2 separate regions of the Homo sapiens genome follow, and region 2 is linked to region 1. A link is a contact called in ENCODE Hi-C data. All regions are on one chromosome and are shown on one strand. The core of a region is the stretch at or near the end of the contact, and the rest is flanking DNA. Distances in the headings are between cores, read along the strand shown. Region 1 overlaps ZEB1 (zinc finger E-box binding homeobox 1). Region 2 has its middle 120 kb from the start of MACORIS.

Region 1 (5,126 bases), core at 1,379-3,878:
GTGACTATGACAAATGTGGTTCCTGTTCCTAGTGGGGAAGGAATATAAATAATAGTATCAGAGGTATGATGACAGAAGTGCAGGAGCTGAGAGTCAGAAAGGCATCTAAACCCAGGCTTCCCTGAAATGACCTGAAGCATGAAATGCGGAGGATTAAGGATTTCAGGAAGAAGGAGCAACCTGTGAAGAGGTTTTGTCAACTCTGACCTCTCCAGAAACATTTAGCCACAAGAAAATCCATAATTTAGTGGAGAATGTCTAAAACATTTAGTGTTACCCAAATTCAGCTCAAGATGAATCAAATGCAGGATGACAATGTACCCCATTTCACAGTTTTCCAAAGAAAATACTGATAATGATGAAAAGAATGACAGCAGTTCAGGCTTGTTGATGCATTTTATTGTGAGATGGGAGTCTGGTAAAAAACTAGAAAATGACCATGATGTAACAAGGAACTTAAAAATGAAGAGTCAGATCTGTAACTTACATACATGAATACAGGAACAAATTGGCACAAAATGTTAAACATTGTTCCCAACACTGTTTATAGAAGTTAATCCTAATTTGGCTTACTAAGGAAATGAGAGTTGTATGGTTAGGCTGATTTCTTAATAAAACTGCAGAGCATCATGCTATTAGTCACACAGTGAATTTCAAAATTTAAGTTTTATATTAAAAACTGGGTAAAGGTAAAATGACTTGATTGTAGTTGTAAAACTAATACATTCCCATTTAAGTTCTGTTCTACAGTCCAAGGCAAGTATAAATGTTAACATAACACTGTTAAATCAAATCTCAATGCAGGAGAACCAATTGCATCTCTACTTTAAATCTTATCAACTTTCCAAATTTTCATACTAAAATATATTATTGTATTAATACAAACTACAGTATTATACACTACACTGTGTAATAAATAAAGAAATATAAAAATAAGACACATAAATATAAAAGTTTTCTAAAACTAAAAGTACATATGTCAGTAAGAAGGGTATTAATACTGCCAGGTTTGAAGACATACAGTACAAAAATGTTGCACAGATCTATAAACTAAAAGAAATAAAATAATACTGATAGGTAAAAATCAGCTAATGTTGTTAATAAATTGGGTCCATAATAACTAACATTTGGAAACAGTTATGAGCCAAATAACAATAGCATGTCCATGTCTGAAATGCAAGTACATGGATAAAGCAGATTAGAAAATTTCCCTTTCGTTTCTGTAGAGAAATTCTGAAAATCAATCAACATAAAATCAATACCGAGGAATTGAAGGATGAAATGTCCCAGTGTTTCAGTTTCTCTGACAGAGTCAGTGGTTTTAAGTTTTATTTGGGAATTTTGATACAAGAGACAAATCAACAAATGCTAGTTATTGTAGGCCACACATTGGATGAAGGCGGGTTAGAGCCTTGAAAATACTGAGAAATGGCACTTACAGCACACAGGTCTTGCTTAAGGCCAAAGGAGATACAAAGCTTCATGTCATATCCTTCATATGTTACCACATATTCAAACACAATCACAAACACTGATTCTGATGATTTTGCTGTCCTTATCAGATTAACATTGTTAGTCCCTGCAATCAGAACTCAATGGCAATCTTTTGAACTCCATTTTAAACCACGTGAGTAAGAAACTTCAGTTCTTCTATCAGCTGCTTTCTTAAGGCTAACAATACACTTTAAATGATAATACGCTCTACTAAGACATCTAAATATTAGAAATTACTACCTTCTAGACTGAATTTATAAAAGGTAGTTAGCACGGGTTGGAACTACATTATACTTCTCTGTGAAGGGAATTTTGTAGTGCAGAAGTTCTCACATTTTAAAAAACATAATAAAATACTGAAGCGGATTTAGCATATGTTTACCAATAAAAAATTATAAAATTTCTCCCAATTGTACAGCTTAAGAATAAACCAACATAAGAGTGATAATACTGATAAGATAAAACAATGCCAGATGCATATCTAATTAATCAGCTTCCTTTAACCTCTTGTATTGTTGCTCTCTGAGTCATTAAGGTTTTCTAATCTGCTGCATGTTACAAACTTGTTCCTAACTTTGAAAACTGCATGAAAAATTACTAGGTCTGAGGTTCAGGCACACCCGGATTTATTTTGTGTGTGTGTGTGTGTGTGTGTGTGTGTGTGTGTGTGTGTTTTGTATTTTGTATTTTTTTAGTTTTTACTTTACACAGTAGTGAACAGGAATCACAGCATACAGGTTACTGTGTTTCCATGAAAAGCAAGGATAATATTGAACGAAATTCATTATCAATTAGAATTTATTTTCCTTCTAGAAAAACGATTAGGCTTCATTTGTCTTTTCTTCAGACACTTGCTCACTACTCTCGCCTACTTTTTGTCCTAAGCTGCTTGCTTGACTTTCAGCCCTGTCATCCTTCATCAGACCTTCAGTTTTTGCTTCTTCTCCCTCATTCTCTGCCTCTTCTACCTCTTCTTCTTCCACTTCTTCCTCCTCCTCCTCCTCTTCCTCATCCCCTTGTGGTTTTTCACATTCTTTTTCTTCCTGCAATTCTTCCATCTCTTTATCCTCCTCCTCTTCCTCTTTTTCACTGTCTTCATCCTCTTCCCTTGTCAAACTCTCTCTCTCGTCCGAGTCGCCCTGTGAGGGAGACGCCCTGGCACCCACGTGCTCATTCGAGAGGATTTCAGGCCCTGCCTCTTCCTGCTCTGTGCTGTCACGTTCTTCCGCTTCTCTCTTACAGTAGGAGTAGCGATGATTCATGTGTTGAGAATAAGACCCAGAGTGTGAGAAGCGCTTTCCACATTTGTCACATTGATAGGGCTTTTCTCCAGAATGTAATCGCATGTGTTCAATCAAATGATGTTTGTGTTTAAATGCCTTTTTACAGATTCCACACTCATGAGGTCTTTTACCTGCAAAATAAGAATTCTGTTAAATAAAATGGTGGTATTCAGCAAATAAAATCCTTATACGGTTTTTGGGGTACTTCATGTTGTAGAAAGGGGAGGGTTATTAGTTTCATTTTTAAAACATTTCCAGGTCCCAAACTCTTTGTAATATAATATTGCAATTTGGTTTGTTCTTTACATTAAAAAACGTAGTGCTCTACACTCTGCTGTGCAGATGATTAGGTCAATGGGAGCTACATGACATTGAAATGCCAAAAATACAAGCATCATGACAGCGAGGTGGAAAATGGGCCAAGTGCAGCTGGGAGGAGATGTCTGGTAGTGAACGAGCACAGTGAGGGCAGACAGGGACAGACTTGCTGCTCACCTTGTGTTCATTATCACTACAAGGTCCCTTTTTAGTCATTTTGTTTTCCTAGTCACAAGCTCTGCTCCCAGTGAAATTTTAATGTTTACTATACACTTTTTATATACGATAAAACTCATAAATATACAGTATATATACTGAGCTTCTTTAGAAAACCACAGCCATTGTAGTATCTCAGACTTTTTTGCCCCCTAAGAAACAAGTTTTGGCCCGTGAGGGCAATATTGCCCCTCCTGAGAACGCATGGGCTACAGGAGTGTTGCTGCCCAGACATGAAAAGGACTGGCAACAACTGATCATAGTCAGGATCGATAATGTCCAATTTCAGAGCTATCAAGCAGTTAACACTAACAAATGCAGAAATGATTTTTAATTTTAGAAATAGTGTAGTTTTTCATATATATTTTTCACTTTGATATTTGCTAATATTTAACTTTGCCTGAAGAGGAAGGGGATTTTCTAACTCTTCTTAGATCTCTGAAAACCAGAGGACTGAGTTACAAGGGGCTGATTTTGAGAGGTGTGACTTTCTCTTATGTAACCAGTTTTTAGCTCCAAGAACCTTCCAAGTGTCACTGTATGAATCCACAGATTGAAGAAGGAAAAACAATTCTATCTTTTCTCACAAGAGTAAAAAATACACTGAAACAGTTAAGAATATGAAAGATAAATATGGATACTGTAGTCATAATGGCTGGTAGTGGGGGCAGGGAAGAGCAGGTAGGGGATTAAAGAGCTCAGGATAAACCCAGCCCCTTCTACAGCAACCCATGTTAGAGAGAGACACAGGAGTGTGCTGGAGCCAGTTTGTACTGGCTGGAGAGAGTCTACTGCTAAATTTTCAGGAATTCTGCAAGCTGACATCACATTCAAGCTCGAAATCCACCATGATGGGAGTATTTATGCCACAAAAAGCTGCAAACACTACAAATCAGGGCTTCCCCACCCTTCAGAGAACCAGGTGTTAAAATTTATCAGTACTTCACTGATGGAAGGAATGAAATAGGCCAGGAGTTGGCAACTATTTTCTGTAAAGGGTAGTGAGTATTAAAGGCTTTGCAGGCCAAATGGTCTCTGTAGTAGCTTCTCAATCCTGCCATTGTAGAACAGCATGAAAGCTGACATAGACAAAATGTAAATGAATAGGCGATGCTGTCTTCCAACTAATTTTATTTACGGATGCTGATATTTGACTTTCACATAATTTTCATCAGTCATAAATATTCTTTTCATCTTTTCCAATCATTTAAAAATGTAAAAACAAAATCAAAAACTACCATTCTTACCTCATAGAAAAACATGCGTATGCTCACATTTGGCCTGTGAGCTATAGTTTGCCATCCCTGAGTCAACCTAAGGAGGCATATTTTGTGGCAGAATTACAGGATCTCAGAATTACAGGATCTTAGAATCTTCTAGTCCAACCTCTTAGGCAGAACTTCTTACTTAAAACAAAAGATCTTGACTTGCCAGGACAGCTTGCCGCATGCTTATGAAGCAGCTTTTTCTTTTATGAAGCCAGATCCTGTCTCCCTATGACTTTAGCCCACTGGTCTCATATTTTTTATTAATGGGTACTATGTACTATGTTTTTATTAATATAGCATAAGCTTGCATTAAATGAATGCGGACAGAATAAATGCTGTGTCAGCTTAAAGGAAATAAGTCATGAAAAAAACAAAAAAACAGATGAAGCAAAAAACCAAAAGAAAGGCACAGACCTTAAGTACTAGGTAGAAGTGGGCAAACAGGTGAAAATGGCCAGATCAGATAAGTAAAAAATAAGAAAATTAATTCTGGGTCAAGCGTGGTGGCTCATGCCTGTAATACCAGCACTTTGGGAGGCCGAGGTGG
Region 2 (5,126 bases), core at 1,436-3,935, 56 kb before region 1:
CTCCAATCTTAAATTCCTTTTTTTACAGAAATGAAATCATTCTATACACCCTGCACCAGGCATGGTGGTGCACACCTGCAATTCAGCCACTCATCCAAAAGCTGTTGGAGGTTTTGCTTGTTTCTAATACCTAATGAACCTGTTTATTGGTAACTAATTGGCTTTAACCTGTTCTTTTTAATAACTACATAATATCTCACAGTACAGCATAGATTTTATAATATTTTCATTTACCATTCCCTAATTGAATATATGAGGTATCCCCTTTTTTGTCACTGTAAAAAACGTTGCCATAAACAACCTAGTACACATAGCCTTAGCTATTTATTTCGGCAGGACACTAAACCAAAAGTTATGTACAGTTTCAGTAGCAGACGCCACGTGGTAACTTTCTGAAAAGAGTGTCACCAGACATAATGTGAATGACTATGGCCATTTGGCAGCAATCCTTTGCTGTTGGAAGGAAGGAGAGAAAGGTGAAGGAGGGGTGCAAGGAAGACGTCAAGATTTCCAGGAACACTTTTCTTGGTTTAGCAGCCCAGAAAGTGCTTTATCCTCTGCTTCAGAGAGGGAAACAATGACGGCATCTTTCTCTTCGCTGCCTAAGCAGCAGATAAAATCACAGTGCCTGTTTCATGGGCCAGGCCTGCCCTAGGGGAAGGCTGGAATGAAGATTAATTGCGGTGAAGAGAATGGACATGAACTCAACTCATCACAGCCCAGCAAGGGGCCAGGATTTGGGGAGGCAGCACCTGGCCACAGCCCCATGAGCAGAAGGAACAGCGCCTCCCACCCTGACTCACAGAACCTTTCATCCATGCCTAAATGCACAGCTCCCCATTGTTCAGGCAGGGAAACCGAGGCTCAGGTTGCTGCAGGCCTCTCCCAAGTTCACTGGGGAACGTTGGGGCAGAGTCTGGAGCCTCGGACCCCCATTCCCAATGCCATCGCTGGCGGTCTTGCAACTGGCCGGCATCAGCGGGCTTTTTAGCTTGGGTTGGCCTCTGCTTTTTCCAGTTTGCAGCCTGGGGAAGGTGACAGGGTGGTCACACAGGCTTGTCGTGTGTGGCTGTGCACAGGTGGGGGCAGGGATAGAGCAGAGTGGCCTCACAGGGGTGAGGTCTGCAGGAGCAGGAGGCCACAGCTGGGGGTGTGGCGGCAGGAAGTCAGGGAGGCTCCATCCTGCTCCTCCTCTTCCTCCTCGGTCTTCTCAGCTTGTTGGGCATGCCCAGCAGACGGGCAGCTTCTGGTGATAAAGATTAAGCACCTCCCAGCTGGTCAAGGCAGGGAGGGAGTGGGCATTTCCTGACCGTGTTATTCCCGCCCCCCGCCCCAGCCTTATCTCTGCTTTGATTAGGGGTGGAGAACTGAAACCCTCCAGCCAATGAATGACGGCAGGTTTGAGCAATGAGCTTGGAACTGACTGGCTCCCCATCCTGGCTTCCCCTCCACTGCTGGGCGTGTTCTGTTGCTCCTTCACATCAACACAGGGCTCATCCCCACCTGTGGGATGCGGGAGCTGTGTGGGAAGGTCGGGGGCGGGGGGCTTGTTCCCCGACTCTCCCAGCAAGCAAAGGAGAGGACACTGGGGCAGGCTGGCTAGTTCTTTGCATGGCGTCGTGTTTTGATGTTGGGGTATTGGCGTGGGGTGGAATATTCCACTGCCCAGGTTTCCACCTCCTGGAAGGATGCACCGCCACTACCCATCCCCCACAAACCCTCTCTTCCCACCACATGCATACGATTGCATCTGGGGCAGTAAGCTGACCATTGCCCAAGCAATTTTACCGACAGCGAACAGAGAAAATAACCCACACAGTTGGAGAGAGAAGGGCATTTTCTTACAGCTCTAAAGATTCTGGGCATCTCGTGTCTTTCAGTGAAATAACTGCTGTCGTTGTCCACAGACAAATCAGTTATTAACTCGGAATAACTCCAATTTAGGAAGCTGCCTTCCTCACTTGGATCTGTTGGCTCTGTCACTATGGTGACTGGGAAGGTTCTCAGCTTTTTGCAGCCCGGGTGTGGAGGTGAGCGCAACCCACCCTGCAGAGCCAGGACAGGGAGCGAGCGAGCCCCAGCACAGGCCCTGCATCTCACCTTTTTATCAGCAAGTGGCTCTTCCTGCGAGGGGACACCTCATTCCTATCCACCTCCCCCTTGTTACTCAGGAGCTTATATTTAGCTGCTGTTTTGCTCACATTTGGGGAAATGCTGACTTCATGCTCTTCAGGGTGGAGACAGAGGCCAAAAGCTGTTGGATGTTTTGCCCGGCAACTCAGAAAGCTGTTGCATCCCAGGATATTTCTGAATTTAGAAAAGGAAACAAAATCCTCCAGGATAGCCCTGGACTGTTCTAGGGCAAGAGCAGCAGCTAGCTTGTCCTTTTGGATAATCAGATTATGAGCCCCCTGAGGGGCAGCGACTGTGTTCACTTAGTTACTGAATCCCCAGCACCTATGCAGGGCGTGGCTCAGAGACAGTGCTAGATAAATTTTACTGGGCAAATGCAGAGAGACCCTGGGCTCACAGAGAGGCCATGGGCCAGGAATGACTGCACCCAGGAACCCACTGCCTTTTGTGGTAGGGGACCCAAAGGTGACTGCAGCTCAGGCAGGAGGACCTGAGTGGCATTGCCTCAGCCCCTGGGGCAGTGGCTGCATGTTTGTCCCATGGCTTCTCAGGGCTGAGTCATGCTGTACAAGGAAGCTATAGGTTATACCAGGTGACAGGAGCAGGGAAGGCTGCACCCAGGGAAGGCCAGTGTACTCTGGGGCAGTGGGTGGGAGCCCTGAACCCTAGATGCTCTCTGGGGCTCTTTATTTCTGTCCTGCCTGCTCTGCTCCAGCAATTTAAATCCACCAGCCCTAGCAATAGTTGCCAAGATAAACAAACAGTAGAGGAAGCCTGGATCGCAGCTCCCTCCCTTTTGGGGGTGGCCCTGAGGGAGATGTTGGGCTCCACAGAATGCTCTCTCAGGGATGAGTGGAGATGAGGGGTGCCCATGGTGAACTCTTGGGATTGCTGCACGCCAAGGAGATGGGCACAGCCATTTGTTATCTGTAATTAAATTGAGCTAATTTCATTCCGGGGCACACAGCTGGCGAATGAGGGTGCTCAAAAAATGTGATTATCTTATGCCATTTTGTGTAAATGTCATCGTGGTGCAGCTGGAACGGGAATGGACGGGCATTTTTGAGATGTTCCTGGTCCCCTAACTAGGTTGTGTTCTCTTCCTTCAGCATTAAAGTCAATCTCACGTCAAGCCTCTAAGAGCTGATGTAGATGAAATACTGCATTTATGTAATCATTCCACGGACAGACGGGAAAGAGCTTTTTCCAGATAAATCTAAGAACTGAGTGAGGGAGGCAGACAGATGAGGGTCCCTGGCAGTCGCCACTCACAAACCAGCAACAGCCATTCATCTTTCTGGGCTTACCCCAGAGGGGAAATGACTTGAGAGAAACGAAGAAAAAAAACCCAGGCAGCCTAGTTCCCCTTTTAGTCACTGTCCTCCAGTGGCTCTGTGAAAGTAGACAGCCCTCAGGGTCAGGGCTGGAAAAAGAGTCAGAGAACAACAACAACAAAAACGCCCACACAATTATTTTCAAGAGGTGGGTTTGAGACATACACCAAACTTAGGAAGCTCTCTGTGAAAGGTCAAAATCTGACACACTCAGTCAACTCTTTCAAAGACTTACAAGGGGAGAGGCACATACCAATAAAAAGAGGCCAGCAAGGTGACTCGCAACTATAATCCCAGCACTTTCGGAGGCCAAGGCGGGAAGATCATTTGAGACCAGGAGTTTGAGATCTGCCTGAACAATATAAGACCCCGTCTCTACAAAAAATAAAATTAGCCAGGCGTGGTGGTGCATGCCTGTAGTCCCAGCTATTTGGGAGGCTGGGGTGAGAAGATTGCTTAAGGTCAGAAGTTTGAGGTTGCAGTGAGCTATGATTGAACTACTGCACTGCAATCCGGGCAGCATAGTGAGACCTCATTCCTACAAAAATATTTTTTGGCTGAGCGCGGTGGCTCACGCCTGTAATCCCAGCACTTTGGGAGGCCGAGGCGGGCGGATCACCTGAGGTAGGGAGTTTGAGACCAGCCTTACCAACATGGAGAAACCCTGTCTCTACTAAAAATACAAAAAATTAGCTGGGCATGGTGGTGCATGCCTGTAATCCCAGCTACTCAGGAGGCTGAGGCAGGAGAATTGCTTGAACCCGGGAGGCAGAGGTTGCGGTGAGCTGAGATCGCACCATTGCACTCCTGCCTGGGCAATAAGAGCGAAACTCTGTCTCAAAAAAAAAAAATTTTAAATTAGCCAGGTATGGGGGTGCACACCTGCAATCCCAGCTACTCAGGAGGCTGACACCGGAGGACTGCTTGAGCCCAGTAGTTTGAGGTTACAGTGAGCTATGATCTTGCCACTGCTCTCCAACCTGGGCAACAGAGCAAGACATCTAAGATATCATAGTCTACAAAAAACAAAAAAATTAGCCAGGCATGGTGGGGCATGCTTATAGTCCCAGCTACTCAGGAGTCTGAGGTGGGAGGATCCTTTGAGCCCAGGAGTTTGAGGCTGCAGTGAGCTATGATTGCACCAATGCACTCCAGCCTGGATGACAGAGCGAGGCTCTTCTCAGAAACAAGCAAACTGAACAACAACAACAAAAACAAGAGGGACAGCCTCTCTCCAGTGGGCTAAGAACTTTCTGGGCCTTGCAGCCCTCAGCGCTGGCTGTAGGATACAGGCAGGCATCCACACCCTCACTTCCTTCCCTTGCTCAACCCTGCCCTTGGCCTCCAGCCCTCTCAGAAGTCTTTCCCATCTCTGCCTGAAAGAGCTCACTGACTTTTCTTTTCACTGGGGGCATAGCTATAGTGGATGCTGGGGCCTCCCTCGGGACCAGCAGCGTTTGCCTGGATTGGGCTCCTGAATTAGTCCATTCTCACGCTGCTAATAAAGACATACCCAAGACTGGGTAATTCATTAAAGGAAAGAGGTTTAATGGACTCACGGTTCCACATGGCTGGGGAGGCCTCACAATCATGGCGAAAGATGAAGGAAGAGCAAAGGGATGTCTTACATGGCAGCAGTCAAGAGAGATTGAGAGCCAA

What was found. Hi-C counts contacts between places; a loop is a spot of excess contacts on that map. Pooled maps may share reads with other maps.
Region 2: a loop to region 1 is called in a map of heart right ventricle, with 2.5 times the contacts of the local background. The contact joins two enhancer-like sites. A Hi-C loop is called at or near these places in 6 of 168 maps with a recorded cell type or tissue (heart left ventricle, heart right ventricle, posterior vena cava and 2 more) and 1 of 50 pooled maps.

Annotation. Positions count from the first base shown.
Region 1 is chr10:31,524,454-31,529,579 of GRCh38, reverse strand. It overlaps ZEB1 (zinc finger E-box binding homeobox 1), which reads right to left. Exons shown (of 9, transcript NM_001174096.2): 9 at 1-2,908. The coding sequence ends at 2,316. Among named protein-coding and RNA genes, the nearest start is that of MACORIS, 180 kb to the left of the region's middle. Within about 2 kb of position 2,628, at least 2 of the 41 ENCODE cell types and tissues checked have a DNase peak (open chromatin) inside an H3K27ac peak, as active enhancers do.
Region 2 is chr10:31,580,515-31,585,640 of GRCh38, reverse strand. No RefSeq gene overlaps it. Among named protein-coding and RNA genes, the nearest start is that of MACORIS, 120 kb to the left of the region's middle. RefSeq lists an enhancer at 710-1,210. Within about 2 kb of position 2,685, at least 8 of the 41 ENCODE cell types and tissues checked have a DNase peak (open chromatin) inside an H3K27ac peak, as active enhancers do.